4 separate regions of the Homo sapiens genome follow, and regions 2, 3 and 4 are each linked to region 1. The links are chromatin contacts, found by Hi-C or POLR2A ChIA-PET in ENCODE. All regions are on one chromosome and are shown on one strand. The core of a region is the stretch at or near the end of the contact, and the rest is flanking DNA. Distances in the headings are between cores, read along the strand shown. Region 1 overlaps HERC1 (HECT and RLD domain containing E3 ubiquitin protein ligase family member 1). Region 2 has its middle 23 kb from the start of MIR422A. Region 3 has its middle 38 kb from the start of USP3. Region 4 overlaps USP3 (ubiquitin specific peptidase 3).

Evidence for each region. Hi-C counts contacts between places; a loop is a spot of excess contacts on that map. ChIA-PET counts read pairs that join two places held with the same protein, here RNA polymerase II (POLR2A). Pooled maps may share reads with other maps.
Region 2: a map of left ventricle myocardium inferior shows a loop between it and region 1 (5-fold over the local background). The contact joins two enhancer-like sites. A Hi-C loop is called at or near these places in 1 of 168 maps with a recorded cell type or tissue (left ventricle myocardium inferior) and 7 of 50 pooled maps. POLR2A ChIA-PET finds 5 or more read pairs at or near these places in 2 of 52 experiments (T-cell and activated CD4-positive, alpha-beta T cell).
Region 3: a pooled map shows a loop between it and region 1 (4-fold over the local background). The contact joins two enhancer-like sites. A Hi-C loop is called at or near these places in 2 of 37 single-sample maps with no recorded cell type and 7 of 50 pooled maps. POLR2A ChIA-PET finds 5 or more read pairs at or near these places in 2 of 52 experiments (BJ and activated CD4-positive, alpha-beta memory T cell).
Region 4: a pooled map shows a loop between it and region 1 (2.5-fold over the local background). The contact joins two enhancer-like sites. A Hi-C loop is called at or near these places in 1 of 50 pooled maps. POLR2A ChIA-PET finds 5 or more read pairs at or near these places in 3 of 52 experiments (B cell, CD8-positive, alpha-beta memory T cell and activated naive CD8-positive, alpha-beta T cell).

The regions. Positions count from the first base shown.
Region 1 is chr15:63,664,558-63,671,878 of GRCh38, reverse strand. It overlaps HERC1 (HECT and RLD domain containing E3 ubiquitin protein ligase family member 1), which reads left to right. Exons shown (of 78, transcript NM_003922.4): 40 at 2,181-2,341; 41 at 5,407-5,523; 42 at 5,729-5,960; 43 at 7,285-7,321. Among named protein-coding and RNA genes, the nearest start is that of USP3-AS1, 67 kb to the right of the region's middle. RefSeq lists a silencer at 5,721-5,891. Within about 2 kb of position 3,123, at least 4 of the 41 ENCODE cell types and tissues checked have a DNase peak (open chromatin) inside an H3K27ac peak, as active enhancers do; they include B cell, where a contact is called at or near this core.
Region 2 is chr15:63,890,055-63,897,375 of GRCh38, reverse strand. No RefSeq gene overlaps it. Among named protein-coding and RNA genes, the nearest start is that of MIR422A, 23 kb to the right of the region's middle. RefSeq lists enhancers at 268-317, 518-567, 2,919-3,420, 4,196-4,425, 5,995-6,084 and a silencer at 4,352-4,646. Within about 2 kb of position 4,480, at least 8 of the 41 ENCODE cell types and tissues checked have a DNase peak (open chromatin) inside an H3K27ac peak, as active enhancers do.
Region 3 is chr15:63,462,759-63,470,079 of GRCh38, reverse strand. No RefSeq gene overlaps it. Among named protein-coding and RNA genes, the nearest start is that of USP3, 38 kb to the left of the region's middle. Within about 2 kb of position 3,084, at least 3 of the 41 ENCODE cell types and tissues checked have a DNase peak (open chromatin) inside an H3K27ac peak, as active enhancers do.
Region 4 is chr15:63,531,848-63,539,168 of GRCh38, reverse strand. It overlaps USP3 (ubiquitin specific peptidase 3), which reads right to left. Exons shown (of 15, transcript NM_006537.4): 2 at 6,462-6,522; 3 at 2,013-2,144. Among named protein-coding and RNA genes, the nearest start is that of USP3, 31 kb to the right of the region's middle. Within about 2 kb of position 2,813, at least 2 of the 41 ENCODE cell types and tissues checked have a DNase peak (open chromatin) inside an H3K27ac peak, as active enhancers do; they include B cell, where a contact is called at or near this core.

The DNA of each region.
Region 1 (7,321 bases), core at 1,874-4,373:
AGCTCTCTTAACTATGACTTAAGTGAAATAAGGGAAGCAGAATGGTTAGCCTCCCTTTTTCTTCTTTCCCCTCTTTCCTTAGTTAAGAAGGCATTACGATTTTCACTGTGTAGACTGACATCTTAAACAGTGGAACAGGGGAGTGTCTATTGTAGTGATTCTCAATTTTTGGTGTGCCCAAGGCCACCTGGGCAACTTTTTAAAGCTCTAGGGCTGTATCCCTCAGCAAGTCTGATTCAGTAGGTCTGGTGGGGCCCATAGTTTACATTTTAATTAAGTTTCTCTAGTGATTCTGATACAGTGGCTTCAGCGTACACTTTGAGAATTACTGCTGTGGTCTTGTGCAGGAGTACAATCCTAGTACCATTTTCAGACCCCACATATCTCCTACATGTTAGCTCTCTTACTGGAATAATAGTTTCAGGAGGTGCGTCTGTTCAAAGAATAAGGAAGATAGAGGAATAATAGGTTATTCTTTTTTTCTCTCTCACTTTTTTTTTTTTTTAAGAGACAGCTGCTTACTCTGTCACTGAGACTGGATTACAGCAGCACAGTCATAGTTCATTGCAGCCTCAAAGTCTTCTAGATTCAAGCCATCCTCCTGCCTCAGTCTCCTGAGTAGCTGGGACTACAAGTGTACCACCACACCCAGCTAATTTTTTTTTTTTTTTTTTTGAGACAAAGTTTCACTCTTGTTGCCCAGGCTGGAGTGCAGTGGTGCGATCTGGGCTCACCGTAACCTCAGCCTCCTGAGTTCAAGCGATTCTCCTGCCTCAGCCTCCTGAGTAGTTGGGATTACAGGCATGTGCTACCACTCCCGGCTAACTTTTTGTATTTTTAGTAGAGACAGGGTTTCTCCATGCTGGTCAGGCTGGTCTCGAACTCCCAACCTCAGGGGATCTGCCCACCTTAGCCTCCCAAAGTGCAGAGATTACAGATGTGAGCCACCGCACCTGGCCCCTCGCTAATTTTTTGAAATTTTTTTGTAGAGACAGGATCTTGCTTTGTTGTCCAGGCTTGTCTTGAACTCTTGGCCTCAAGTGATCCTGTGGCCTCAGCCTCCCAAAGTATGCTGGTATTACAGGTGTGAGCCACGATGCTTGCCTGATACGACATTCTAATATGGTTTTTAATCCCTCTGGCAATTACAGAATTCAAGGCGTCCACACAAGATCAGTAGCACTGTGACTCCTTGTAACCTTTTCAGCTCTGATTAGTGTGGGCATGGGATTCAGTGGTAGAATCATGCCCCCTTGCTCCCATAGGCATTCACCAGGACTTATGACTCCTCATTTCTTCTGTCTTCATTTTCCTGCTATTGGCTGGGACTTCATTAGAGTTGCACTTGGCTCTTACTGGGCGAACATCATTTAGTAGAGGAAAAACCAGAGAACTACTCCTTCCTGTGTGTATACCATTGTATTACTGACTTGGTAGACAGTACATTTTTGATACTTAGAAAGTTCCTAGTTCTTTTGGACAAATCTGAAGAGCAGTCAGTGTGGATCTTTATGGACTTTATACTCTGACTGCTGTCCACATTTCTCAACTGAAGAGGGGTTCTCCCTCCAATACCTTTCCCTGACCATGCTCCACATTCTCATCGGAGAAGGGGCTGCCTCCCCGTACCTTTCCCCGACTGTGCCGCTGACATATCATTCATGTACTGTTTTGCAGTTGTGCTAGGTGACTAGACAGTTACCTTTTCTTTCCATAACTTGCCTGTAAACCATTACTTTCAATCCATGTGAATAATTTCATGACTAGCTAGTGAGTTTATATTAATATTTAAAAGTAACTGCAAGTTACCTATCTTTAAAAGCCTTCTTTGCACTGTAACTGTACATACCAAATTACCCCTCTTATCTTGGTATTATAGTTGAAGGAAAGCTCTGTGAAGGCAGGCATTTTTCATCTATTTTGCTAATGGCTGTATTCCCCCAACCTGCTTTGTTGCTGGCATTTTGCTGAAAGAATCATAAGGTTTTATTACATTTATACTGAAAGTGCTGCATGAGATAATCATTTTTAAAACTAAGGAGTCTTTCTCCCCACCCTCCATTAAACTATAACTAACCTGTTTAGTCTTCCAGGTTGCATATTCTTCTATAAGAAGATTGTGATGTATGTATTATTTCGTAAATTGGATTTTTATGCTAACCACTGTTATTTTCTTAAAGGCAAATGTTCTCTAGTTACCCAACTACCACTGTACTTCCCACACGTCGGGCACAGACTCCTCCAATATCTTCGTTACCAACCTCTCCTTCTGATGAAGTAGGAAGGAGGCAAAGTTTAACTTCTCCTGATTCCCAGTCAGCAAGGCCAGCTAACCGCACAGGTGCGTGTGCTGATATGCACTATGATATCCAAAGTTGGCATTCCAGATGTGTGGGACTTTATTATGTGGGCATTGTGTTTTGTCTTCACAGAAGGTAAAACAGTGATTTTAATGAAGGGGAACTGCCCCATTAAACTGAGCTATGATCTTCATGTTGAAGCTGTGGATTGAATTATGGCCATTTCGGAGAGAAATAATGTGCTGTACATTAGTCATATCAGCTCTTCATTTTTCCCAATATAGCCATTTTTAGTGTTGTAAGTTTCCCTTTAAGTACTGCTTTAGCTGCAACCCACACATTTTGAAATGCTGTGTTTTCATTTTCATTTAAAGTACTTTCTAATTTGCCTTTGATGTCTTCTTTGCCCTCTGGACTATTTGGAAGTATGTTATTTAGTTTTCAAATATTTGGGGGATTTTCTAGATATCGTTTTGTTACTGCTTTCTAATTTTATTATTGTCAGAGAACATATCTTGTATAATTTGAATCACTTTAAATTTATTGAGACTTGTCTTACAGCCTAGAATATCATCTGTTTTGGTAAATATTCCAAGTGCACTTGGAAAATACGTGTATTGTGCTGTTGTTGAGTGTTCTATAAATTGTTTAGCAGGCTCAAATTGGTTGATACTGTTGTCCAAGTCTTCTTTATCCTTTCTGGTTTTTTTGTCTACTTGTTCTGTCTATTATTGAGAGAGTGTTGTTGAAATCTGTGACGATAATAGTGGATTTTTCTATTTCCTGTTTTCAGTTTCTGTTTCATATATTTTAAAGCTCTGTCTTTAGGTTCATAAACATTTAGGATTCTTACGTTCTTTTAATGAATAGACCTTCTGTTATTATGAAATGCCTTTATCCTTGGTGATATTTTTTTGCCCTGAAATCTGCTTTCTCTGATGTTATAGCCACTCCTGCTTTTTAAAAATTGTTAGGATGGTTTGTCTTTACTCATCATTTTACTTTTCATCCATTTGTGTCTCTATATTTAAAATGGGTAAAGGCAGCATGTTGTAGTAGTTAGGTCTTGCTTTGTTTGTTTGTTTGTTTGTTTTTAGAGACAGCCTCTTGCTCTGTCACCCGGGCTGGAGTGACCTTGGGTCACTGTAGCCTCAACCTCTTGGGCTCAAGCAGTTCTCCCACCTCAGCTTCCCAAGTAGCTGGGACTACAGGTGCATGCCACCACACCCAGCTAATTTCTGTAATTTTTTGTAGAGACAGGGTCGTACCATGTTGCCCAGGCTGGTCTCAAACTCCTGACCTCAAGGGAATCTTGCTTTTTTTAATCCAATCTGATATTCTCTACCTTTTAATTGGGGTGTGTATGCCTTTTACATTTAATGTGATCATTGATATGGTTGGTTTTAAATCCACCTTCTTTCTATTTTGTTCCACCTGTTTTTTGTTCTCTTTTGAATTAATTAACTTTCTTTGAATTAAATAAGTTTTATTATTCCATTTTACCTCCTTTGTTGGCTTATTAGCTATACAGTTGACCCTTGAACATTGCAGGGATTGCAGCACCAACCCCCTGAACAGTTGAAAATCTGTATATAACTTTTGACTCCATAAAGATGAGAAGATATATTTACTATTCATTAAGTGGAAGTGGATCATCATAAAAGTCTTCATTATAGTCATATTCCCGTTGAGTAGGCTAGGAAAAGGAGGGACTAGTCTTGCTCTCCCAGGAGTGGCAGAGGCAGAAGAAAATCCACATGTAAGTGGACCCGAGCAGTACAAACCCATGTTGTTCAAGAGTCAACTGTACTTCGTTTTATATTTTTAGAGATTACCTTCTGGTTTATAGTATATGTCTTTAATTATCAGAGTCTACCTTAAGGTGATATTGTACCACTTCATATGTAGTTAAAGTAATAATTTTACAACAGGATGATTTTATTTTCCTTTTCTCATCATTTATACTTTTGTTTTCATACATTTCACTTTTACACATAAGCTCCATAATAAATTATTATTTGTTTTGGATAGTTTTTATAGCTATATCTTCTAATTCATTCATCTTTTCTTCTGCAGTGTCTAATGTTCTGTTAATGTCCAGTGTATTTTTCTATTCAGACACTATAGTTTTCATCAGTAGACATTTGATTTGTTTTTTTTTAATCTCATCTTCCGTGTTTATTTCACATGCTCAATCTTTCCTCTAACTTACTGAATACATGGAATAATAGTTGATTCTCATTATTAGCAATAGTTATGTTCTAAAAGGTTATTATGAACACTGAATTAGCAAATACTGAACCATTGCTCCTAGGAGAAATACAGGGTTAAGTTCCTGTGAACTTCTAGTTACATTTCCATCATCTGATCAGTATGCTGTATAATCTTGTTTTGTGCATCTTTCTGTTTAAAGATACCACATTTAATACATACTGTTTATTCACTAACATTGAGCTTATGGCCACCAACACTATAGCTCATCATGAATGAAGCTTATCTAACATATGTATTTTCTTCATAAGGCACATTACAGCATCCTTGTGCTTAGAAACACTAGACAGCACTTTAGCACTATGCTTGGGGCCATTTTAATCAGGGAAATCACCGACCAAAAGCATAAAAATGCGAAGAATGTAGCACTAAATAGACTATGAAAAGGACACTTGTTTTTCACATGAGAGCTGAAACATGAAGGCAGAGCATCACCTTGTTGGACCTCAGCTGTGAACACATATGTTGAGGGACTAAACTTTTTAGTCCCTCTGCATATGTCACAAATGACTACAAAAGTACATGAGTATTGATTTTGAGATTACAAATAAATTTTATTGAGTATACAGATTTACAAATATGGAACTTGGATGAGGAGTGGGTTATTTACATACTCTTATAGTACCTCTACACAAATCTTTACAAAGTATAACATAAATGGATGTTAGTAAAACTGGGATTACAGGTGTGAGCCACAGTGCCCAGCCACATATTCTGAGTAGAGGAAAATTTCATTAAACTTGGACAATACTAGGAAATTGAGGACTATGAAGACACTTTTTACTCACGGTATCTAGTGATATTTAGGTTCTTATTTCTCTTCCTTTTGTCTCAGCCTTGTCAGACCCAAGCAGTAGACTTTCAACTTCTCCTCCTCCTCCAGCAATTGCAGTTCCCTTGCTGGAAATGGGGTTCTCTCTTCGGCAGATTGCCAAAGCCATGGAAGCTACAGGTAGGATAAGTTTTTATATATCAGTGTATACAGATATGAGAAGTCCTAGCTTATTAAAGACAACATAACTTTTAAGAGGCTATGAAACTTGGTAAGATTTTTAACACTATATTTTGTTACAAGAGCATCATAGCAAACACTCTTATAACATAAAGACCTAATTCTTTGCCCAAAGTCAGCATCAGACTGTTTTTCCCCTGTATAGGTGCTAGGGGAGAGGCTGATGCCCAGAATATCACTGTCCTTGCCATGTGGATGATAGAGCACCCTGGGCATGAGGATGAAGAGGAGCCCCAGTCGGGCAGCACAGCAGACTCTAGGCCTGGAGCAGCCGTTCTAGGCAGTGGCGGGAAGTCAAATGATCCCTGTTATTTGCAGTCACCTGGAGACATACCATCAGCTGATGCTGCTGAAATGGAGGAAGGTTTTAGTGAAAGGTGAAATTCCAGTTTCTGTACTTTTGTTCCATGTGTTATAAATTTCAAAGCCCCATTTATTATATATCCCGTCATAAATGCTTCTAATTGTATGTAAAGTTGATAAATATAGTTATATGAAAAGATGGGCATTTTAGTTACAAGTTTATATTTCTGTGAAGGGTAAAAGTGACATGACAAGTTTTGATTTGAGTAGGTGTTTTCATGCCAGAAGAAATTTCATAATTTTTGTGTAAAATTGTACTGAAAAAGGAAACAAGTTTATTTTGAAGTAAACATGCTAATAAAATAATTTTATCTCGTACAAGTGATATAAAATCGAGTATTCATTTTAATATTGGACATTGATTTAATGTATTTGATAGAATTGAACTTTTTTTTTTCTGAGACGGAGTCTCGCTCTGTCGCCAGGCTGGAGTGCAGTGGCGCGATATCGGCTCACTGCAGCAACCTCCGCCTCCCCGGTTCAAGCAGTTCCCTGCCTCAGCCTCCCAAGTAGCTGGGACTATAGGCATGTGCCACCATGCCCGGCTCATTTTTTGTATTTTTAGTAGAGACAGGGTTTCACCATGTTGGCCAGGACGGTCTCGAACTCCAGACTTCGTGATCCACCCACCTTGGTCTTCCAAAGTGCTGGGATTACAGGCATGAGCCACCGTTCCTGGCCTAGAATTGAACTTTTAAGTCTTCTCTGTGTAATATTTATATTTTCATCTCTTCTATAGTTTTTAATATCTAGTAGAAGATGCCCCTTTAAGTGTAAAAAGATTGCTGTGATAATGCCTATCCTAAAATGAGATGTATAGAATATCTTACAAATTCTCCCTAAAATCTTTTTTCCTTCATCACTTCTTATGACTTTAAATCTTTATTTTTCATTTTAACTATGGAGCCATATAGTAACCAAGGCTTGTGTCCTAGATGGCATGCAAGCTTTTTCCAACAAGCTCAGTGAATATTTTCATAACGTATTTCAAAATACCTGTTTTTCCTAGGCAAGAATTCTCAATCATTTCAAATTTTAAGTATTTAATCTTTTAGGATTTAGTTAAGGTCATATTTGATCTCATTTAAATTTGAGCTTCATTAAACATCATTTTGTTGTTGGAAGAATTCAAAATCAGACAAAGTTATTGCTCAGGTCACAGGAAATGTTATATGCATAATTGAACTGTTCAAGGGATAAAGATGTGTTTCAAATTTTATCATAAACATATTTTATTCTCAATGAGAATAAAGTAGTACTACAAGTAAGCTTACACCTATGCTTTCTTTCCATAATGGTTTCAAAAACTTTGTGTTGCTTTCTCACTTGCACTTGTAGCCCTGATAATTTGGATCATACAGAGAATGCAGCTTCT
Region 2 (7,321 bases), core at 3,231-5,730, 220 kb before region 1:
ACCCGTTGTGGACATGTCTCTGTGGGGTGTGTGGACGTGTGTGGATGTGTCTGGGTGTTTGTGTGTGTGGATGTCTTTGTGTGTGTATCTGACTGTCCGGGGGCCTGTGTGTGCATGTGTGTGTTGGGTGTCTGTGCATGTCCGCGTGTCTGCGTTTGGGGTACGTTTGGGTATCAGTGTGTGCACATCTGTCTCTGTAGTGGATGTGTCTGTGTGTGTGTGTGTGCATCTGAGTGTGTGTCTGGGTGAATGTGTGTTGTCCAAAAGGACTCATGGAGAAAGCGCCTCCTGGGCCCAGGCTTTGCAGAATCTATTCTGCTGTCAGACCTCTGAGGCAGGTCAGAGTGACATTCTGGGCGATGTGGTTGAGGACAGCCGCATCTGCTGAGTCATAAGGATGTGGGCCCTGTGTGTTCACAGTTGGACATATCGCCTTTCACACCCACGGAGGGGAAATTTCAGCCAGGCTGGCTGACCCTGCATTCTTTCAGAAGGTCATGACCTCAAGTAGCCCAGGGAAGGAGAGGAAACAGGAATGCTCGTAAGACCTAGAGGTTGGCAGAAGGTGAACTGAGACCCAGGTGTTCCCCAGCTGGGTCCGCTGGGTCGTGGCTTTCTCAGGCCTTTCCAATAACTAAGCTGAGGGCTTTGGAACTGATGGGACACTTCCTGGTGGGGGAGGAAGCCCGGGCAGATTTTCTTAAATGATACAAACTGCCAAGCTCACCAAACTTTCACAATCGATGCTGACCCTGGAAAGCCCCACAAAGCCATAAGAGTCTAGACTCTGGAAAATCCTTCTCCTTCCTCTCCAAATCAACCAATCAGCAAATAAACACCACTACACATAGTATGCTTAGCTGCCATGCAATCAAGCGAGGCTTTCACGCTTATCGGATTTAAACAGTAACGTTTCCCCAGGGATGGCAGGGGCAGAAAGCCTCAGTCCCAGGCTTCTTGGTTGGAATGGGTTTCACAGGTTCTTTCCTAATATCAGATGGGGAGGGGTGAGGAGGGCATTTGCCCGCTGGAGCACACCTGGGAGAGCACCACTTGTGAGGGAAGGGTTCCAGCAGGACATCGATGGGAAACGCACATCAGGAAATGAACATCTGAGCATTTACATGCACCCAGCATGGGGAAGGCACTGGAGAATATTCTGCAGGAGGATATTCCTGTTCCTAAGGAGCCCGAGCTGGGAGCGCACCTGTGGATATTCAGCTTGCCCATAGATGAGCTGCTTCCCCTGGCCACGTGAGATATGGATGAGGTAAGGAAAGGCGATGTGAGTACATCGAGGTGGGGTTGGTCCTTCGGGGGAGGCGGTGATCAGAGGAAGGCAGGGAGGCTGGCCTGGAGCAGGAGGGTGTCACCACTGGTCACTCCTTGTATTCAGACAGTGAAGGCCACTGACAAAATGTCACACTTGCTGTGACCACTGGTCTCCAGTAAGGTCCAGCCAGCCTGTGGGGCCTTGTGGGTCTGGCATGCTGGGCAGCGGGTTTGATGGGGGGGTGTCAGGTTCTCCTGGGGAGAGAGGGCCCCAGGAGGGACATTGAGGTAGTCAGTACTTGGTCTAAGCAGGGGTTTCAGAGACTTTGTAGATGCTCGTCCAACACCACTGAAGATGCCCAGGGGCGACAGGGAGCTCAGGATCTCTTGGCAGGACCCTTAAGGGCTGGTGTCAAACTGTTCAGGTTGTTACAAGTTCTTTCTCAGGTTAAGCTCAAGTTTGCCTCCCCGCAGATCCATCCATTGTCCTGGTTCTGTCTTCTGGGGTCATATCTATTTAGCAAATATAGAGACAAAGATGGGAAAAGATAGTTCATGTCCTCAAGGAATCCACAGTGCAGTGACAAGGATGAAATAGGCGCTAAGCTGGGAGCTGAGGAAGGAGTCCTGTGTTCCGAGGGATGGGGGCCCAGGCAGGCCTCCAGAGGAAGTAGCCTTTGAGTGCGCTTCACAGATAAGAGGATTCACATGGGTGGAGGGGGCTGCAGAGTCCAGGCCAGGAACAGCTTGAGCAAAGACACAGAGGTAGGAGAGAGCAAGGTATCCCCTGGGGACGCGGGGCACCCTGTTGGGGTGGGGCCTGCTGCGGTGGGGAAGGGGGCTAGATAAAGAGGGGCTTCAACCCAGGCTTAGGCCTTTATTCAGCAAGCTATGGGGAGGGTTGAGAGGTTTCGTGAGACTTTATCAGAGCTGTGGCTAAGATCAGGGGTTCTCAAAGTGTGGTCCCTGGCCAGCAGCATTAGGGTCATCTGGGAACTTAGAAATGCAAATTCTCCAGCTGCCTCCCAGACCTCCTAGATCAGAAACTCTGAGGGTACTTTAATAGGCCCTCCAGGTGATTCTGATGTGCTGCTTTAGAAAAACAACCCGAGAGCTGAGGGAGAGAGGGGAGGTGGGGGGAGCCTGGAAGAGGCCGCAGGTGCTGCTGCATCCTCAAAAAGCAATCACAGCTGGAAGATGGACCCGAGCATGGGAGGAGATATCACTAACAACGCTCCCAACTACAGTAACCAACTGTCCCAGCTTGCCTGGGACCTGAGAGGTTTCATGGGACATGGGACTTTCAGTGCTAAAACCAGGAGAGCCCAGGGCAAACTGGGATAGTCAGCTACCCTGCCCTAACACTGCCCAGGAAGACGTACTGCTCAGGTTGTTTATGAAGGGAATGGGTGAACGGTGGAGTTCCCAACAACGCTGAAGCCCATCCTCGAGGACTTTGTAGTGGCTAAAGTTGCCTGTCCCTCTTGTCACCCGTTTCTGGTGCCTGCTGTGCCTGGCAGGAGCCCTTCCCACATGCCTCTGCTGTGTCCAGGCTCTGGAGACCAGAGCAGAAAGGGAGGTGGAGCCCAGGCCAGTGACAAGAATACAAGGCTGGCTCTCCATGGCCATGTCGCTGGCCAGGCGCCTCGGTCACATGAAATACAATATGGCTGAGGCCTCTCTGACCCTGCTGATGCTGCTGGAAGCTGAAAATACCCAGGGTCCCGGCCTGGGCGCCCGGGTGGCTCCTCTGGGCCAGGAATCAGAGGAGAGGCTGTGGTGACTCAGCCAGGCTCTGGCCTCTGTGGGGTGATTTCAGGGCACTGCAGCCTCCCACCTTTCCTACAGGTGGAGGTTTTTAAAACAGGAGCCTTTTTATTTATCACCCCAGCTGCCTTCAACACATACAGGGGATGGTGGGGAGAGTGACTTCACCATGTTCACTGAGCTGTTAAACACCAGACAGCAAGCCTGCCTATGGAAGCTTGCTCAGAAAAGTGGGGCAGCTGCTTTCTGAAGACCCCAGTGAGCCCCTCCCCGTGTCTTGTTGATCCACACGCCCTATCCATGGACCAGTCACGGAGGCTGAGGGATGGATGAGGGTGATTTGTTTAGGCCTGAGACCCAAGGCCTTAGTGCCTAGGGTGGAGTTAGCTTCCCCGAAACTGGAAGGAGGAGAACTGGTCATTGCTAAGAGAAGGGGAACAGCTGCTGGGAGGTGAACCTCATGTCTCCTTCAATTCTCTTCCTCTGCTTCTGCTGTGGTGCTCTCTACTTTTTCAGAACTGCCTCGTGAGCAAACTTTCTGGGGCTCAAATGAGGCTCCCTACTCCCAACACACCTGCCCAGGAGTTGGTCCTGCTACAGCCTTCAAAACCCGCAGGCAGGAGGATTGCTTGAGCCCAGGAGTTTGAGGCTGCAGTGAGCTATGATCATGCCACTGCACTTAGCCTGGGCAGCAGAGCAAGACACCCATCTTTAAAACAACAACAATAATAATGATAACCTGTAGGCCCTGCCTCTATCAACCTCCCTTCCCTGGAAAGAAGCATCATACCTGGGCAGGGGGGTGCTGCATGGAAACCCTGGCTTTGGAGTTAGACTGGACCTCAGGGTCTGAATCCCAGTTCTGGCACCTTCTTGGCTGGGTAACTGTTAGCAACGAACTGAGCCTCAGTTCTCCCTCTTGTAAAATGGGAATGACAGTATGCTCCCGCAGGGCTTCTGTGAGGGTGAAATGGAATGAGCTGATGCATGTGAAGTTCCCGTTCCGTTGCACTCGGAATGTGGTTGCTGCTGTAATAACCATGCTTCTTATTGACAGCATACAGTACAGGGTAAAAATAGACATGTAAGTGAGGAGCCTGGAGCAAAAGAGGAAGGAAGATCCCCTATAGTGGTTCTGCCCCTGGCAACCACTCTGGCGACTGCAAAGCATGTGATCGGTAGGGCCCTTCATATGAATAAGGGGTCATGCCTCTTGCTTCTGCATGCCATGGGCTGGGTGTGTGGCTCCCACGGCCTGCATACTCTGCAACTCTGGAGTTAGTGAAGAAGCCTCACTACCCAGCCACAAGGCACATTCTACTTTCCACACATCTGACTCCTTCAACCAGAACCCCATGCCCCTACCATGACCACCACCAAGTGCAAAGCTGCTGTGCCTGAGAGCTGCAGCAGCCAGCCCTCTTCCTGCCTGTCTGTGGCTGGTGTGGTTTGCGTAGGAGAAGCAATAATCGTAGCATCCCCACTTACCATGTGCCGGGTGGCTTGCACATATTATCTTTAGTCCTGACAACACTCCTGAGCAAGAGCTCTGGTCTGTTTTACAAAGGCAGGAAACCAAGGCTCAGAGAGGTAGATGACTTTTCTAAAACTAAATGGCTAGCAAAGTAGCAGGGGACTTTGGGTTCAAATTCAGTTCTACCTGGCTCCAAAGACTGAGTGCTTTGCACCATGCAATAGGGCTCGGGAGACCTGAAGTCCAGGTCAGGGTCATCCATTAACTCACATGGGACTGAGGCAAGCACCTCCCCTTGCTGGTCCTCAGTTTCCTCACCTGTGAATCGGGTAATGCCTAAGGTTAGGACTCTGTTCTCCCAGCATCTGACTTCTTGGAGGTCCTCTGCTGACATGGGTACAAAGAGCAGAATTGTGACCCAGGTGATCTCAGTATCCCCCAGTTTCCCTTTGGGAGGCTCTCTTCTGGCCAGGCTGGTGTCTTCCCACTGCCAGGGGGTCTGGAACCTAGCAGTCACCCCTTCTAGGAGTGCTCTGCTCTGTCGTCTGAACATTCCTTTCTACAGCTTCGAACAAAAATGTTTCAATGTCTTGTCTACGTTTTTATAATGTCTCATCTCTCTTGGGTTCTGCCATCTTCCAGAAGACCTAGGAGGGAAGCAGAGATGCTAGTCTGAACTAAAGGGTGAGGGATTCATGGGCTCCTAGTTGCATTTTTATCAGGAGCTTCTAGAAATAGTGTCACAACCTGAAAGAGCAGATGGTCAATTTAGTAACTTCATCAGTGCCTCTGAGTCCCCTTAGTCCCCTGCACATTCACTGTGATTTGTGTTCTATTCGGCTCTCCCTGAGTATAATGCACTCCCCGAGGGAGGGCAGGGACTGGGCCTTGCTCCCAGGCCAAAAGACTCGATTGATTGATGGAGCACCCAGGCCTATAGCACAGGACTGGAACCCCATCTGACTCTGCTTGTGGGAACTGCAGCCACTTCCTGAACTGCCTCCCCACCTCAGCCAGGCCTGAAATGTATTCCTTGCTAGCTAAAGAAGGGGCAAGGAGGAGGGAGAGGGTTTAGAAAGACAAGAAGCATATGGATTTCTTCTTCCTCAGTCTCTCCAATGCTTGAACCCTCCCAGGCCACAGGAAGCTCCCATGAGCCCAGCTAGGCTCTTTAGGGCCAGGGAGTAAAGCTATCTAGAAGTAACAAAAGGGAAGAGAATGAGCATTAATCAAGTTCCTATTGAGCATAGGCATTATACTAGATGTGTCTACAGACTTATACTTGTCTCCATTTTGCAGATGAGAAAACAGAGGACCTGAGAAGTTATGCTGCATGAGATAACGAGGCTAGTAGTTGGTGGAGCCGGGGTTTGAACTCAGGTCCAAAGGTATGTGCTCTTGCAGGCTGCCTCTGGGTGGCTCCTTGGGACAGAGGCCCAAGGTATGTGCTCTTGCAGGCTGCCTCTGGGTGGCTCCTTGGGACAGAGGCTGTAGAACTTTAGGCCCTCTGCCTCGTTTCCCTCAGGACCGACACAGCCAGTCCTGGAGGTCGATGTTGGGTCCGCTGGGGCCAGCCCCACCCAGCCTGTGGACACAGTGCCATGTTACTCTTTGTCCTGGTCTGCATTCACTGGCCATCCACACACATTTTTCTGAGGGATGCTTGGTAACTAAGGCCACCAGGTGGCGCTGCAAGGGCTGGGACCTTGACTGCTGGATCTAAGGCTCAGTAGGTTCTTAGCGATCTTCCATGACAGGCCAGGATTCCCCTGAGAGATTCCTAGGAAACTTTTAAAAAAATATATGGGCCCAGAGTGTCTGGTTTGATATTTTGGATTGGATTCTGGGAAACTGTTATTATTTTAAAATAGTGTTAATTTTCTGCATTGGTAAAATATTCACATGGCTCAAAAAATTTAAAGTATAAAAAGGTATATAAGCCTAGGTGCCGCGGCTCATACCTGTAAACCCAGCGGTTTGGGAGGCTGAGGCAGGTAGGTCACATGAGGTCAAGAGTTCGAGACCAGCCTGGCCAACACAGTGAAACTCTGTCCTACTAAAAATGCAAAAATTAGCTAGTGTGGTGGTGCACACCTGTAGTCCCAGCTATTTGGGAGGCTGAGGCATGAGAATCGCTTGAACCCAGGAGGCCAGGAAGGGGAGGCTGCAGTGAGCTGAGATCACGCCATTGCACTGCAGCCTGGGCAACAAAGCAAAACCCTGTCTTTAAAAAAAACAAAACAAAACAAAACAAAAAATCCTTATTGTTCAAGGGTCAATTTTATATTCAACAAAAGAAGCAAAATAGATTTTAACCAAAGTAACAAAATATGAACAATATATTCATTTGCTTTCCATCAAAACATAGATAAAACAAAAAATATTAACAAGCAATAGCTATTGATTTGGTAGGAATATGAATATCCTAGCCATAACCCTTACTTGACAAATTCACTTGATTTTTGATTAGGCAATCTCCAATTATGGTTTTAGGAATGTTTCACAGTCTGAGGCGCCAGGTTTGTGTGCCTCATGTGTTTTGTCCTTCAGTGTTAATGATAAACGCTTGCATGGCATTCTTAATTTTTGCTTGCACAAGGCTGTCTCAATACCTTTGGTCATTAGGCTGATCCCATTCAGCTTTCAAGTGATCCTGCTTATCTGACTATATAGAAGTCAACATAGCATGATGCTTCTGAAGGCTGTGGCAGATTCTTTCCAGGTGTTGCTCTGCAGCTTGACCTTTGGGAGCCTTGGCTTTAATGATCGCCACTCTGGGAGGGGGGCCCTTAACCTCCTGCTGTAGAA
Region 3 (7,321 bases), core at 1,835-4,334, 200 kb after region 1:
GGTGTGGGCCACTGTGCCTGGCCCCAGTAAAGTTCTTTAAAGCAAAAGAAAGTCCAAGATTAGACACCACATTTAGTTGTCATGTCTCTTTAGTATCCTTTAATCTAGAACAGCTTCTTCTTCTTTCTTTTTTTTTTTTTTTTTTTTGAGACGGAGTCTTGTTCTGTCACCCAGGCTGGAGTTCAGTGGTGCAATCTCAGCTCACTGCAAGCTCTGCCTCCCGGGTTCACGCCATTCTCCTGCCTCAGCCTCCCGAGTAGCTGGGACTACAGGCGCCCACCACCACACCTGGCTAATTTTTTGTATTTTTAGTAGAGACGGGGTTTCACCGTGTTAGCCAGGTTGGTCTTGATCTCCTAACCTTGTGATCCTTCCACCTTGGCTTCCCAAAGTGCTGGGATTACAGGCATAAGCCACTGCACCCAGCCTCCTTTTTGTTTTTCATGACAACATTTCTGAAGTGTCTAAGCCAGTTATTTTGTAGAAAGTACCTCATTTTGGGTTTGTTTGATGTTTCCTTGTGATGAGTTCTTGTTGTACTAATTTGGCAGAACTATCCCAGAGGTAATGCTCTGTTCATCTCAGTGTGTCATATCAGGAGGTATGTGATGTCAATTTGTTCCATTTCCCGTGATGTTAATGTGGGTCACGTGGCTGATTTGTTGCTATGTCTGAGTCCTCCCCCTGGCCCATGAAATCCTTCTCAAGGTCAAAGAGAGACTCGGCCTGATTCATCCTGGCATCATGGTACCTGAGTACTTAGAATGTTGGAAGGTGAGGAATGAACACTTACAGAGCCCCTCCCACGTGCCCAGCTCTGTGGTTGCTTCTCATTTAAGACTCACAGCGACCCCATAATTTATCCTCATTTTACAGGTGTGCTCAGTGAAGATGAATAATTTGCCTAAGAACACTTGACTGGTAAGTAGCAGATCCAGACTCAAATCCAGATCTGTCTGCCACTTCCCATAACACTAATTCCCTGGAACTAATACACCTAGTCAACATCATGCAATGCTTTGAATGAATATTTTTTTTTAATGAAACAGAAAAATCTAACACCAAGATGACCAAGAAACTTAACACCTTTCTATATCAGCAAGGATTCATTTTTTCCTTCCTTTTTATTCATTTATCCCTTCAACAAATATTTATGGTGGGCTTACTATGCACCAGATGGTGTTATAGATAACAGGGCTATAATAGTGAATAAACAGCTTACATTCTAAATACTAGAAAACCCAGCTAAGGTCATTTCAACAAGAAAAAGGCTAGCATTAGAGTAGCTTCAAGGTTGGTTAATTTAGTGACTCAAAGGTGTCATGGCTAAGGTTTGGGTTCTCTGAGACTCTTTTAGTCTTCTCCTTTGGTCAACAAGGTGTTTGCTTTAGTTTTAAGCAAGACATCCTCAAAGGAAACACAGGGGATGTTCCTGTCATTGTCCCTTTATATGAGCAAAGAAAGTCTTGCTAGAATCCTCCAGGCTGACTTCCCTTCCACCTCATTGCCAGAACTATATCATCAGCCCATGCCTAAATCCATACTTGGCAAGAGGATTGAGCCACTATGCCTGGCTTAGGCACTCTGGACTCACACCCCTACCCCACTCCAGACTACCTCTGAGCTCAACCTTCCCCAAAGCATTTGGTCATCAGAAGAGTAGGCAAGTGAACAAAATTGCAACTTTTTTTTTTTTGAGACGGAGTCTCACTCTGTCGCCCAGGCTGGAGTGCAGCGGCGTGATCTCGGCTCACTGCAAGCTCCGCCTCCCGGGTTCATGCCATTCTCCTGCCTCAGCTTCCTGAGTAGTTGGGACTACAGGTGCCCGCCACCACGCCCAGCTAATTTTTTGTATTTTTAGTAGAGATGGGGTTTCATCGTGTTAGCCAGGATGGTCTCAATCTCCTGACCTGGTGATCCTCCCGCCTCAGCCTCCCAAAGTGCAGGGATTACAGGTGTGAGCCACCGTGCAACTTTCTTTTAAGAAGGAAATAGGGGAAAGGTTGTTAAATAGGCTACTGACAAAATTTTTCAAATCTCCCCTCTCCTAGTTTACCAAATATTTAGACTCTGTGGCTTCTTAGAAACTCTTGTTTATACAAATAAAATTTGCCTCACTGCTATTCCTTGTATTAATTTCTGCTTCTTTTTACTTACCGTTAAGTCACATAATGTCTTTCTTTATATATTCCTATATCTTGTCCCATTCCAAAATAAGGTCGCTTTTCCATGAGTATACAGAATCTTAGCCAGGGGAGGTTTAAAAAATATCTAATAACTAGTACTAAGATGTTCATTGACCACTGCTTCATGTGGGATCCTGGAGGCTGCTGGGCCAGGCATTTACTATTTAGTTGCTAGATCAGGGGGAGTTCAGGAGGATCCCAGTAGAGGGGCAAGGGAGGCTTGGAGGACACTCTGGCTCTACTATTTACCAGTTGGTATGAAAATACTTATTTTAACAACTAGTATAACAGTCCCCACGTGACAGGCTGGACGTCGGTGCTAATCTGCATGACAGCCATTTCCAGTGTGAGTATAATGACCACGGCACAATTTTCCCCACGGTCGGGCATCTGGGCTGCCTCTGGTTTTAACTGCAGTATCAAGCTCAGTTCTACACAACTCTATATGTGCTTTTGTTTCATTTTTATATTTTATAAACTTATTTATAAATATGTATTTCATATTTTGTTTCCTTGGAACATATTTCCCAAAGTGGTATTCCAAGGTCAAAGGGTTTGATCAATTTTATAATTTGACATGGTGATTTTTAAAAGCATTTAACCATGGGTTCAGAAACATCCTTGCCCATTTTTTCACAGACTCCTGTTGCTGGAGAGCTGGCAGGCAGTACGGTATGGTGGAAGGAGGGTGGGTGCTGGGTAAGGAGAGCGGGGCTCGGGTCTGGGCAGTGTTTCTCTACTAGGAGTGGGGGACTTGGCAGTGTCTTAGCCTCTGTGAAGCTTGGTTTCCCCAGCTGTGAAATGTGAAACGTGGGAGGTGCCATCTCTCCCAGCATCAGGCACAGCAGGCATCAGTTGCCTACATCTGTTCCTGATCTTGGCCTGAGGCCCTGGCCATCCTTGTCACACCCTCACCCTGGCCCACCTTTGTGGAGGGTAGGCTGAGTAACTTGACTTGAACAATTAACTGTCAAAGTGTCAAGGAAGGTGTGGGTTCTGCACCATAAGGAGGTGTGTAGACTGCCATCTTCTGGTGCAAAATGTTAGTGTCCAGATGATTTAGGGATCAAGCTACTCTCCCTTGTGTCCCCATGAAGATCTGTCCCCCCCGGGGGAAGCTGCAAGAGAAGGGGCGGGGGGGTTCTCCCAACACAGGCTGGCCCTAGAGTCTGGTACTTTAAGGTGATGTCCTCCTTCTGCCAGTGACACTGAGAGAGAGGAAGATGCTGGGTTTTGAAAGCCTGCTTGTAAATGAAGGTGCTTTTTGAGACTGTGGAGGTGATGGCAAGAAGGATCTTTGTGAAAACAGGAGGTCTATATCAGCAATTTACTAAACCGGTTCAGAGAGGCTGACAGCAGTGGTCAATCAGTCCACAAATATTTACAGAGCGCCTACCATGTGGCAGACACATGCTCTGGCAAACGCTGTTGAAAGAGACAGGCAGGGTTCCTGCTCTCATTGTCTAGTGGGAAACATTGGTGATAAGGTTAATTCTTTTTCAACTGATATGCTTTCTTTTATTTAGTTGGAGATAAACAGAAAATTAAAAGTAATTTAAACCATACTATTTTGCCTCTCAAACACTACAGCCAATTTTATTTCAATACCTTCCAGCCCTTTCAGATGCGTATGCACACTTTTAGCAGAGCTATAATCATAATGCCTATGTGATCCTGAAGTTTGTTGTATTTGACTGATAATAAACATCTCTACACTGCTATCAATCTGCACAGTTATCCTTATTGCTGTATAAGAGGCAAATGTGTGGCTGTATCAAAATCTATATAGCAATTCCCTCAAGTTTAGTATTTTTTTTTTTTTGCTACAATAGATATTGTTGATGTTGACTTCTTTATGGAGGCTTTTTTTTTTTTTTGAGATGGAGTCTCGCTCTGTCGCCCAGGCTGGAGTACGTTGGTGTGATCTCGGCTCACGGCAACCTCCAACTCCCGTGTTCAAGCTATTCTCCTGCATCAGCCTCCTGAGTAGCTGGGACTACAGGAGCCCGCCATCACCCCTGGCTAATTTTTGTATTTTTAGTAGAGACGGGGTTTCACCATGTTGGCCAGGCTGGTCTCGAACTCCTGACCTCAGGTGATCTTCCTGCTTTGGCTTCACAAAGTGCTGGGATTACAGGCGTGAGCCACTGTGCTGGCCTCTTTATGCAGATTTTTATTGCATTACTTCTGAATAATCATGGATATAGTTCTTCCTATGTGTTTCCATATTAGTTCCCAAAGGAACTATTACTAATTTCGAATGCCACCAATATTGTATCAGTAAATCAATTTTGCTGCAACATCAGGTACATTGAATATTGTTGCTTCAAGGCATTTTTGAAAAGATTTTTAAATAGAGTCCCAAATTTGCTTTCTGCAGCATATCTTTGGATGCCAGTAGGCAGGTTTTTTTTTTTGCACATGTGCTATTTATAATTGCTCTTGTGTAAATGTCTGTTTATATTGTGGTTAAAAATTTGAATGAGTCCCTTGTTTGATGGCTTTTCTTAAAAGAGAGAAAAGCAATAGAAGATTGCATTACTGTAGCCCAGAGGGTCAGAATGGCACATAGGGTGTTACTCATTGGGTTAATAACTGTCTGGAATCTTCCCAAGAAAGCTCAGCTGTTCCAGGATCTAGAGTGCAAGTCTCTTCTGCTGCCCAGAACTGCTAAGCAAGAAAAGTGATTCTATAACACCCTTGGTGTGCTTGATTCAATCATGGAAATGACATTATTTCTCACTGTTTATGAAAAAGAGTTGGACACCAGTCTAGGTTACAATAATGCAAATGAAAGGTATGCGATTGGAGCGTTGTTTCCTAGTGACTTGGAAAAATGCATGGCATCCTTGAGTGTCTCAGTTGGAGAAGGCCTCTTCAGATATGGCCCAAACCAGAGAAGTGAAGTGACTTGCAGAAGCTCACACAGCAAGCCAGAGAAGGACTAAACCCCTAGCTGGCATCTATTTTAAATGAACCTGTGATTCTCTCCTTCCGGGCTTCCTCTCCTCTCCATTCCTTCTTCTTCCACCCATGGCCTGCCTCCTCCCAGCCTGCATAATTACCAAAGCATGCTCTGGGAGTGCCTTCTGCCTTGGGAGTAGGTTTCCTTTTCCTACATACCCTCCAACAAGACCCCTGGGCCTTTCTCTCTGGGAATTCAAAGTACTGTGCCACGCAGTGTTTTGTGCAGTAGCTAAAATATTTTGCCAGCACACAAGATCTTCTCCTCAAAGAGGACTGCGGATGTTAGAAGCTGCGCCTGTGTGAGGGTGGGAGATCTTGACTTTGTCAGGAAGCCTTTTGGTTTAAAATCTCGCTGGGCATGGTGGCTCACACCTGTAATCCCAGCACTTTCTGAGGCCAAGGCAGGTAGATCACCTGAGGTGAGGAGTTCGAGACCAGCCTAACCAGCATGGTGAAACCCTGTCTCTACTAAAATTACAAAATTAGCCAGGCATGGTGGCGCGTGCCTGTAATCCCAGCTACTTGGGAGGCTGAGGCAGGAGAATCACTTGAACCTGGGAGGGAGAGGTTGCAGTGAGCTGAGATCATGCCATTGCACTCCAGCCTGGGCAACAAGAGCTAAACTCCATCTAAAAAAACAAAAACAAAAAAACCCACCTCACTACTATTTTCTGGGAAGATTAGATGGAGAAAAGAACATTTGATTAACACTTACCATGTAGTAGGCACTACCTCCCTTAATTTCCTAAAAACACCTATGAAGTCAGAGATGTAGAAGTGGAGGTTCAGAGAGGTTAGGGAACTTGATCGGCTCCCACAGCTATGAACCATTTGCTAATCCACTGGTTCTGGAAAGGCTGATCAGAATCACCTGGGGCAGGGAGAGTTTCCAACTGGCGCTCACATATGTTTCCCAGTGAGAACAGCTGCACCCTATGGTGCTCAAGGTAGGAGTCGTGTGCCAGGACACCACCCCACAGACGTCCTGGTCTGGACAAGTGTCAACAAACTGATGAGGTATAGCAGGAGCTAGAAATCCATATAGAGGGTTTGTGATAAAGCCAAAGAAAAGAGCATCTGGAAAAGTTCCTTCGGGAAGAAAAAATAGAAGAATCCTAAAGACTGGGGCAAGGGGAGCATAACTCAAGGCCAGAAAAGGGAGAGGCTTTGTGGGTGGGAGGGTGCAAGGGGGCAGGGCCCAGGACAGGCTGACCTACTCCCAGGAAGGATGCTGGGGGTGGGAGGATGTGGCAGGGCTTGGGACAGGGAGGGGGCACCTGGGCAGAATCTCTGTCCACCACACTTGGAACAGGCAGGCAGCAGCTGTGCTAGGCAGAGCACTTGACCAGGAGATTTAAGACGCAGTTCTGGCTGTGTAGCCTCAGACAAGTCACATCAACTGTCTGTGACTTGGTTGCTTTCTCATTAAAAATAGGCATAAAAATAATCTTCTCTGCCTGCCTCTCAGTGGGATTACGGGAACTGACTGAGTTAACTCATATAAAAGTGATAAAAGTGTTTCATAAACTGTGAAACACTATACAAATGTCACAGAAGGATTATTAGATACAGCAGTAAGTTCTAATTCATTATTATTCAGAATTCCAGCAACTCAGCTTGTTCTTGGCTGTGTTTTATTGACAAGGCAGCATCTGATGCCCATTGAGATTCTGCTCATTAAAGCCTGGCACAGAGTGAGGCCTCCCTGTTAGCACCCCTCCCCACCCCAGCTCCTTTGTCCTGATGTTCTTACACCCTCAGTCCAACTAGGATGGATCTCAGCTACATAGAAAAATCTCTGATAGTGGTCTCACTGCCCTTGAAAAAAGCCTAACTCTCATTCTTAAAAAAAGCTTTTGGTGAAAGCTTCATTCATACAAGAATATATATATAACGTGTAAGTATAGTTTAAGGAATAACAATAAAACAAACCGCACACTAAACTTTAGAAAAAATACTACCAGTGCCTGCAAAGCTCCTATTGTTCTTCCCTGATGCATTCTCTTCACTCTCCTATCCTCGATTTTGCATTAATCTTTCTCTTGCTTTTTATTTTTTTGAGATAGGGTCTCACTCTGTCACCTAGGCTGGAGTGTAGTGGTGTGATCATAGCTCATTACACCCTTGATCTCCCGGGCTCAACTGATCCTCCCACTTCAGCCTCCCAG
Region 4 (7,321 bases), core at 1,564-4,063, 130 kb after region 1:
CGTAGCCACATCACTCTAGTATATAAGTTTCCTGAGGGAAAGGGCGAAAAAAAAAAAGAAAACCTGAGGGAAAGGGGAATGCAAACGCTTTAACTGCCTGGCTAATGCTTAACTTTGGTAGGTGTGTTTCACAACAGCAAATAACAATAAACTGAGCACTAACCTTTGTGTAAAAATCTTGGGAAGATTTTCATTTCTACTGAAATCTTCACCTACCTCTAGCTTCTCTCTCTCCAGGTCTGGACATCTTCCACACAAAGGATCACTAAAAACAGTAGTGATCTGAATGAATAACCCTTAAGATGTCTATTCAATAGCCAAAATTTAATGGTGTTGAACCTGTAAAAATGTAAAAGACCCTTTGGGAGGCCGAGGCAGGCGGGTCATGAGGTCAAGAGATTGAGACCATCCTGGCTAACACGGTGAAACCCTGTCTCTACTAAAAATACAAAAAAATTAGCCGGGAGTGGTGGCAGGTGCCTATAGTCCCAGCTACTCAGGAGGCTGAGGCAGGAGAATGGCTTGAACCCAGGAGGCAGAGCTTGCAGTGAGCGGAGATCGGCCACTGCACTCCAGCCTGGGCGACAGAGCAAGACTGTTTCAAAAAAAAAAAAAAAAAGTAAAAGACCTGGCAAACCACTGACCCTTTCTTCTTCCTTTTGATGGGCACCTTCCTATCATACAATTATCGACTAAGGACAATGTGGAAAGGATTCTCACACCATTTCAGTAGAAAGTAAATTAAAATTGTTATCTGGACTTCTCTAAATCCCCATCTCTACCCAGTAATGCCTTCATGTAACATTCAAGGGCTGTCTGACAATAAAAAATATCTCCAAAGTGATCCTTTAAATGGCTTATATCCCCTCCTTTAATGTCAACAACCTTCTGAATCAAGGGAAAGCTGATTAAAACAAGAATTGTTCATCATAATTTACTAGTCACAGAAAGAAATTTGCTTCACACCAAAGTTAAAACTGCAGAATATACTTTCTGAGCATAACCAAATGGATATGGATCATTAAGCATCACTCACAACCTAAATAACCTAGTTCTAAGTAGTCACAAAAATAGATACCTACTTTGTCATTTATATGAAATAGACATGAATATTATATTACAAAGAGGGAACAGAACCTGTTGCCAACCTCTTTTTAAAGGATACTAAAAAAAAAAAAAATAGCACTGGAAGCGGTGGCTCATGCCTGTTAATCCCAGCACTTTAGGAGGCCGAGGCAGGCAAATCACCTGAGGTCAGGAGTACGAGACCAACCTGACCAACATGGTGAAACTCCGTCTCTACTAAAAATACAAAATTAGCTGGGCATGGCGGCACATGCTTGTAATCCCAGCTACTTGGGAGGCTGAGGCAGGAGAGTTGCTTGAACCCGGGAGGCAGACATTGAGGTGAGCCGATATTGCGCCATTGCACTCCAGCCTGGGCAGCAAGAGCGAAACTCTGTCTCAAAAAAAAGAAAAAATAGCCTGGAAAGCTACGTACCAAATTCTTGACATTCACCTTTGGGGGAGTAGAAGAGGAGCGTGGAACTGCACTGGGAGAAGGGAGACTGTCAGAATAATTTTTTTTTAAACAAAGCAGTTAAAATTTTTAAGATTATATGACAAAAATGTTAACTGGACCAGGGACAGGAGGAACATGGGTTTGTTGAGTTATTTTGAACATGGGTTATCACATTGTTCTTCAATTTAAAATAACACAAGAAAAAGAAATTATAATAACAAAGAAATAGATCTATTTCCTTGAAGCTAGGATGGATGAGGAACGGGAGGTGGGAGAGAAAAGGAGGCCTAGAAGTTGAAAGGAACAATGCAAAGTAAAATCTGAATGAATAAAGATAGGCGTTCCCAATGGCTCCAGTCCTCCGTGAATCCTAACAGTTGTAAAAGGAGGTAACAGCAGTAGTAACTGGCTTAGAGACTGAGGGAAGGGAGGGGAGGAGAGCACACTTGCACACAGTAAGAAATCTCATTTCCAGAAAATGTTAACTTACCAGTATGTACTGTAGCTACTGCAATCCATACATACTGTGTGCTGAACTTTATCTTGCTTTTCTGATTTCTTATGGTTGGTTAAAGGTACTTGTGCATCTTCATAATGTTTTTTTGCATGGCCATTCACATACCTTACAAAAACCAAATGAAAATTTACTTTAAATATTGCTTTGGAAATTAAAGGAGTAGGAAATGATGAAATTAAATATTAATCAAATCAAAATAAAGAAATCCTATAACAGCAGTCAATCATGTAGTGATTTATTATACTGAATACTTAAAATATGCTCTTTTTTTTTTTTGAGACGGAGTCTCGCTCTGTTGCCCAGGCTGGAGTGCAGTGGCACGATCTTGGCTCACTGCAAGCTCCACCTCCTAGGTTCACACCATTCTCCTGCCTCAGCCTCCCGAGTAGCTGGGACTACAGGCGCCCACCATCACACCCAGCTAATTTTTTTTTTTTGTATTTTTAATAGAGATGGGATTTCATCATGTTAGCCAGGATGGTCTTGATCTCCTGACCTCATGATCCACCCGCCTATGCTCCTTTTTTGCAACCAAATACTATAGTCAACTTTTAATTATATACAAGAGTAGGCTCAGGCAAGGAAAGGCATAATCTATGCAAATTGGTTTCAGTACCATAGATATTATTTATAAACTCCTTTGCTGCTGCTTTCACTATAGCTTTTTTTTTTTTTCTCTCAGACCACTAACCCCCAACTTGGGCTATTATCAAAGACAAGCTCTGTTAAGTAAATTACTCAGCCACTTCCCACAGGGCCATAGACTCTGCTCAAGTTGCTGCTTAACATAAAGTGTGAGAGTCAGAGAAACAGGACAATGTTCCATCTCTCACCAATATAGCTTCCAGTCTTTTATTTGAATGCCTGAATAATCAGCTCCTCTCATATGGAAACATGTTTGTTTAGAAATAATCCAAACAAAACACAAATCACCTTAAGCTTACAAAAACTGCTATTTCTCTACATGGACAAAGATAATCAAAAGTTGATTATGTTCATAAAAATTGTGTAACACATTCCAACTCAGATTTAGTATTACAGCAGGCACAATGAAACTGAAATAAGGCTCCATATGCACATGGTGTACACCCAAATCCATCTACACCTTCGTCTAGAGACTGCACAATTCTGTCACTAACCACCAACGTGAAGACCCTTAAGAAGCAACATTTCCCAGTTCCTAGAAAGCAGCCAATGTGTGGAAGGCAAGGCCTACTTGAAAACTCAGTCAAAACAAATGTTGGTTAAATGGTACCAAAATAAACAGATGCAGAGAGTTAGATGACATTTTCATCATGAGGCACCTTAACTGCACCAGGAAAAACACTTACCTTGGAGGAAGTAGGAGAGTTACCGTAACTGGGAAGGATCAACTTCAAACCTAGCCCCTCTACCCAGGAAAACTGGGCACATTCAAGGCACTATTAACCTCAACTTGGAATGTGATCACGTTCTTTCTCCATTTTTTCCCTGTACTTTACACTTTTGCATATACCTGAGTCCTCTGTTCATAAAACTGTACTAAAATGAATTTTAGAGTCAAATAATGATTAAGAGGATAAGCTCAAAAACTAGACTGCCTGGATTCAAAATTAGGCTTTATCACATCCTGGCCATGAGAGCTTGGATGAATTATTTAACCTCTCTGTACTTGTTTTCTCATTTGTAAAATGGACGTAATAGTACTTTGTGTCTCATGGGTTGTTAGGTGATTACATAATCCATAGTTCATAACAAATGAATGTTAGCAATCATTTTATTAGCATTCTTCTTTCTGTGCTTAACTACTACTCATTCAGAATCCAAACAACAATTGCTTAGAAGGTGGGCACATTTAGCACATATTTCAAGATAACATGTAACTGTATAGGTCAAGAAACGCTATTTAATAAAATGTAAGGCTGGGTGCAGTGGCTCACGCCTGTAATCTCAACACTTTGGGAGGCTAAGGCAGGCAGATCACTTGAGGTCAGGAGTTTGAAACTTGCCTGGCCAACATGGTGAAACCCCATCTCTACTAAAAATACAACAATTAGCCATGGTTGGTGGCACATGCCTGTAATCCCACTACTTGGGAGGCTGAGGCATGAGAATCACTTGAACCCAGGAGGCAGAGGTTGCAGTGAGCCGAGATCACCCCACTCCACTGCAGCCTGGGTGACAGAGTGAGACTCTGTCCAATAAGTAAATAAATAAATAAATAAATAAATAAACAAATAAAAGGCAAACTCTAAGGTATCATATAGGTTCAATACTTAATCTTAATCACCTATTCTTATCATATATATTTATAATACTAAACCATGAAAAACAACAGTAATTCATTGCTACAGTAATAATACTGAATAAGCACATTACCACTTGCACATTTTTGAGAACTCATCATCTTTACATAGTCCATTTAACTACAATGCTGTAGTTTCTAAATGTACTAGATGTTTAAATAGTTCCGGTGCATATCAGAGATAAACTAAGAAGTAGGAATACTGATATTAAGATTAGCAATGTTTTGCCTGATACCTAAATATATTAGTCGAAGAGGTTAACAGTTTTGTATAAACTAGCTAACAGGAAATTAAATATTTCCCTCATCTAGTTTTGGATTTTAACTAGACATTTTGGTCTACAGCACAAGAGGAAAAATTTCACTACATATGTCACAAATTTCTAATAACAATCACAAAAATTTGAAAAATAACTTAAATGGGATGGTGTCATGAAGACCAGCAGAATTTATAACCCATATATGCTATTGATAAACTATGTTTCCTAGTGGGAAGAATATTCACTTTACGATTTCCCTAAAGACAAGCAGTCTAAAATTACCAAAAAATCAATAAATTTGGCAATCAACACCTGGGATTACATGATAAAAGAATATTAACCAATCAGCTATGTAAAATGGAGATCCAAATTCAGGCTATTCTGAATTTTCTGTTTAATCTACTTCATCACATTTCTCCAAAACTATGTCAAATTTCTAAATTTAAGCTTGTTTGCAATTGACAACAGTCCACCTGCAGAGGCTAGAAATTTTTCCATTTATTTTTCCAAAACCTATTTTAGTTTGTTGTTTAAGAACATTAATCTCTAATTTTTGAGTTTGTCAGGTCTTTTGATTGGCACATGACCATCAAGATTTAGGTTGTAGAGCACTACGAGACTTCTGGAGAACAGAACTACATAAATTTTATTGCATTATAATTCTCACCTCTCAAAATCTAGGAGAGGAATCTGTCTCTTCAACTGCAGAATTTAAGTGCTTCTACTTTTCTTCTTTTTTAAAAAAAAGTTATCTGTACAAAGTATTTTCAGGTTCCCCAAATCCTAGAGATTTCAAAACCACAACAGCCACAATTAAGAAATGCAGTTAACATTTTCCAAAGGTACTCTTAAGTGCACATGGAAAAAATACTCAATTCCAGGACTCAAAATGTGAAAAATCAAAACTTCACTGAACAAAGAAAGATGCTCTCTTCATGCAATGAGGATTTAAAAATAACAATGGGGAAATATTCTGGATAAATACAATATAGATTTCAGCCTATGGGACTCAGTATGATTTCTCATTTCCTTACTGCTAAGCTATTAACTTCTAAAGTAAATTCAAAGTAGATTTTCTAAGCTAGAAGAGCAGTGGAAATAAATGTGCTGCTACCAGGCAAAAAACCACAGACAATATACTTGAGTTTGTGCTAGAAGAGTTACTATTTAAATAATATTATTTTGAGGCCAAGAACTGGGAAGAAATGCTCAGGTTTAAACTGGGGTGGGGTGAGGTAGAAGATGTTGTCCATAGAAAGTAGTATTTTAATGGAACAATGAAACATTTGGTATATCTTAGGAATTAATAATGAACTCCACAATGAGATCATTTTCAAAAGGAATTCGTTTATCTGTAAATATTTTAAGGGTTTTTTTCTTTCCCAGAAGAATGATATCATACCTGGGATTTGATACAAAAGTCAGTAGAGGTGGGGATGGGGTAGGTAATAGGTGAAAAAAGATTGCCATGTGTTGATAATTGCTGGGTGAATGGGACATGGGGTTCAATTATACCATCTCTATGTTTGTGTGTGCTTAAATTTTACCCTAATAAAAGGTTTAAAAAACAACCATTAGGTAAATTTGTACTTCAAGAATTCCCTTAGCTCATCTTTCCACTCAAATATTATTAGCAGATTGTCTTGGTCATCAAACTAATTCTTCTGAGTATCAATACGAAGAGTTTTTCTCCCCTAGATGTTTTCCCCAGTTGTATCACAGAACAAAGGGATTCAACTGGAGAAGGAAGCCCTACAGGGAATTATGCATTATGATTAACAATGGTACTAAATCCAAATCAATAAAACTCTGACATAAAGCTTAAAGACAAATTTTAAAAAGCAAATAGGTCAGTGAAGTAATAAGTATGTCACCTACCTTCCACAGTGGACACTTGAACAAGTCAAACAGACCCAAGGGCTTTTGTTGGACCGGCACACTAATAAAAAGAAAAATACACAATATACCAATTGCATCATGTTATTTCCCAATTTCTCCCCATTTTCCTGTGATTAAGTTATAAATTCCATGGCTATGTAGGAATGCTGAAGTTGCAAATCCGTGCTTTGTGAATGCATTTACACAAAATGGCTGCCTAATTAAGTTATACTGAAAAGAATTTAAATGCATGTCCACAACAGCGGCTCATTTTAATTGCTGACTCAACCCAAATAGCTTAACCACGTTAAACACATATACACTTGTCTCCTTTATTACTTATTCCCTTTTGCTACAGTCTCTGACAAGTTAACGACAGTCTATTTTCCTATTAAAAAACATTTTTTAAGTCTAGTCATTTAATCACATGTCATTGCCATGTAGGTCATAGACCACTACAAATGACAATTCTTTCAGTTTATTTACTAAGAGGCACAACATAAGGTTACAATTAGGAAATCTGAGCCTAGTTTTCCCAAAGTAATTCTTAGTTGCATAAAATATATGACAACTGCACATAATTCTTGCTGATGGTATAATCAAGACATTAATGATTTTAGTTGATGTATTATAGTGGTGGGGAAGGCAAGAAGGTATGGAAATGAAATATTGATTAAAATTTTGCTTGCTGTCTACTCATTCATTTTTTAATAAGTCCTATATAAGTAACAATGATATTTAAAAGGGAGGGATATCAAAATCACCTGGAAAGCTTTTTGAAAACACCTATGTTCTACTCAAGGTTATCTACATTGGCGTGGGGAAGGAAGTACAAAGAACATGTATATTTTGCGCAAAGT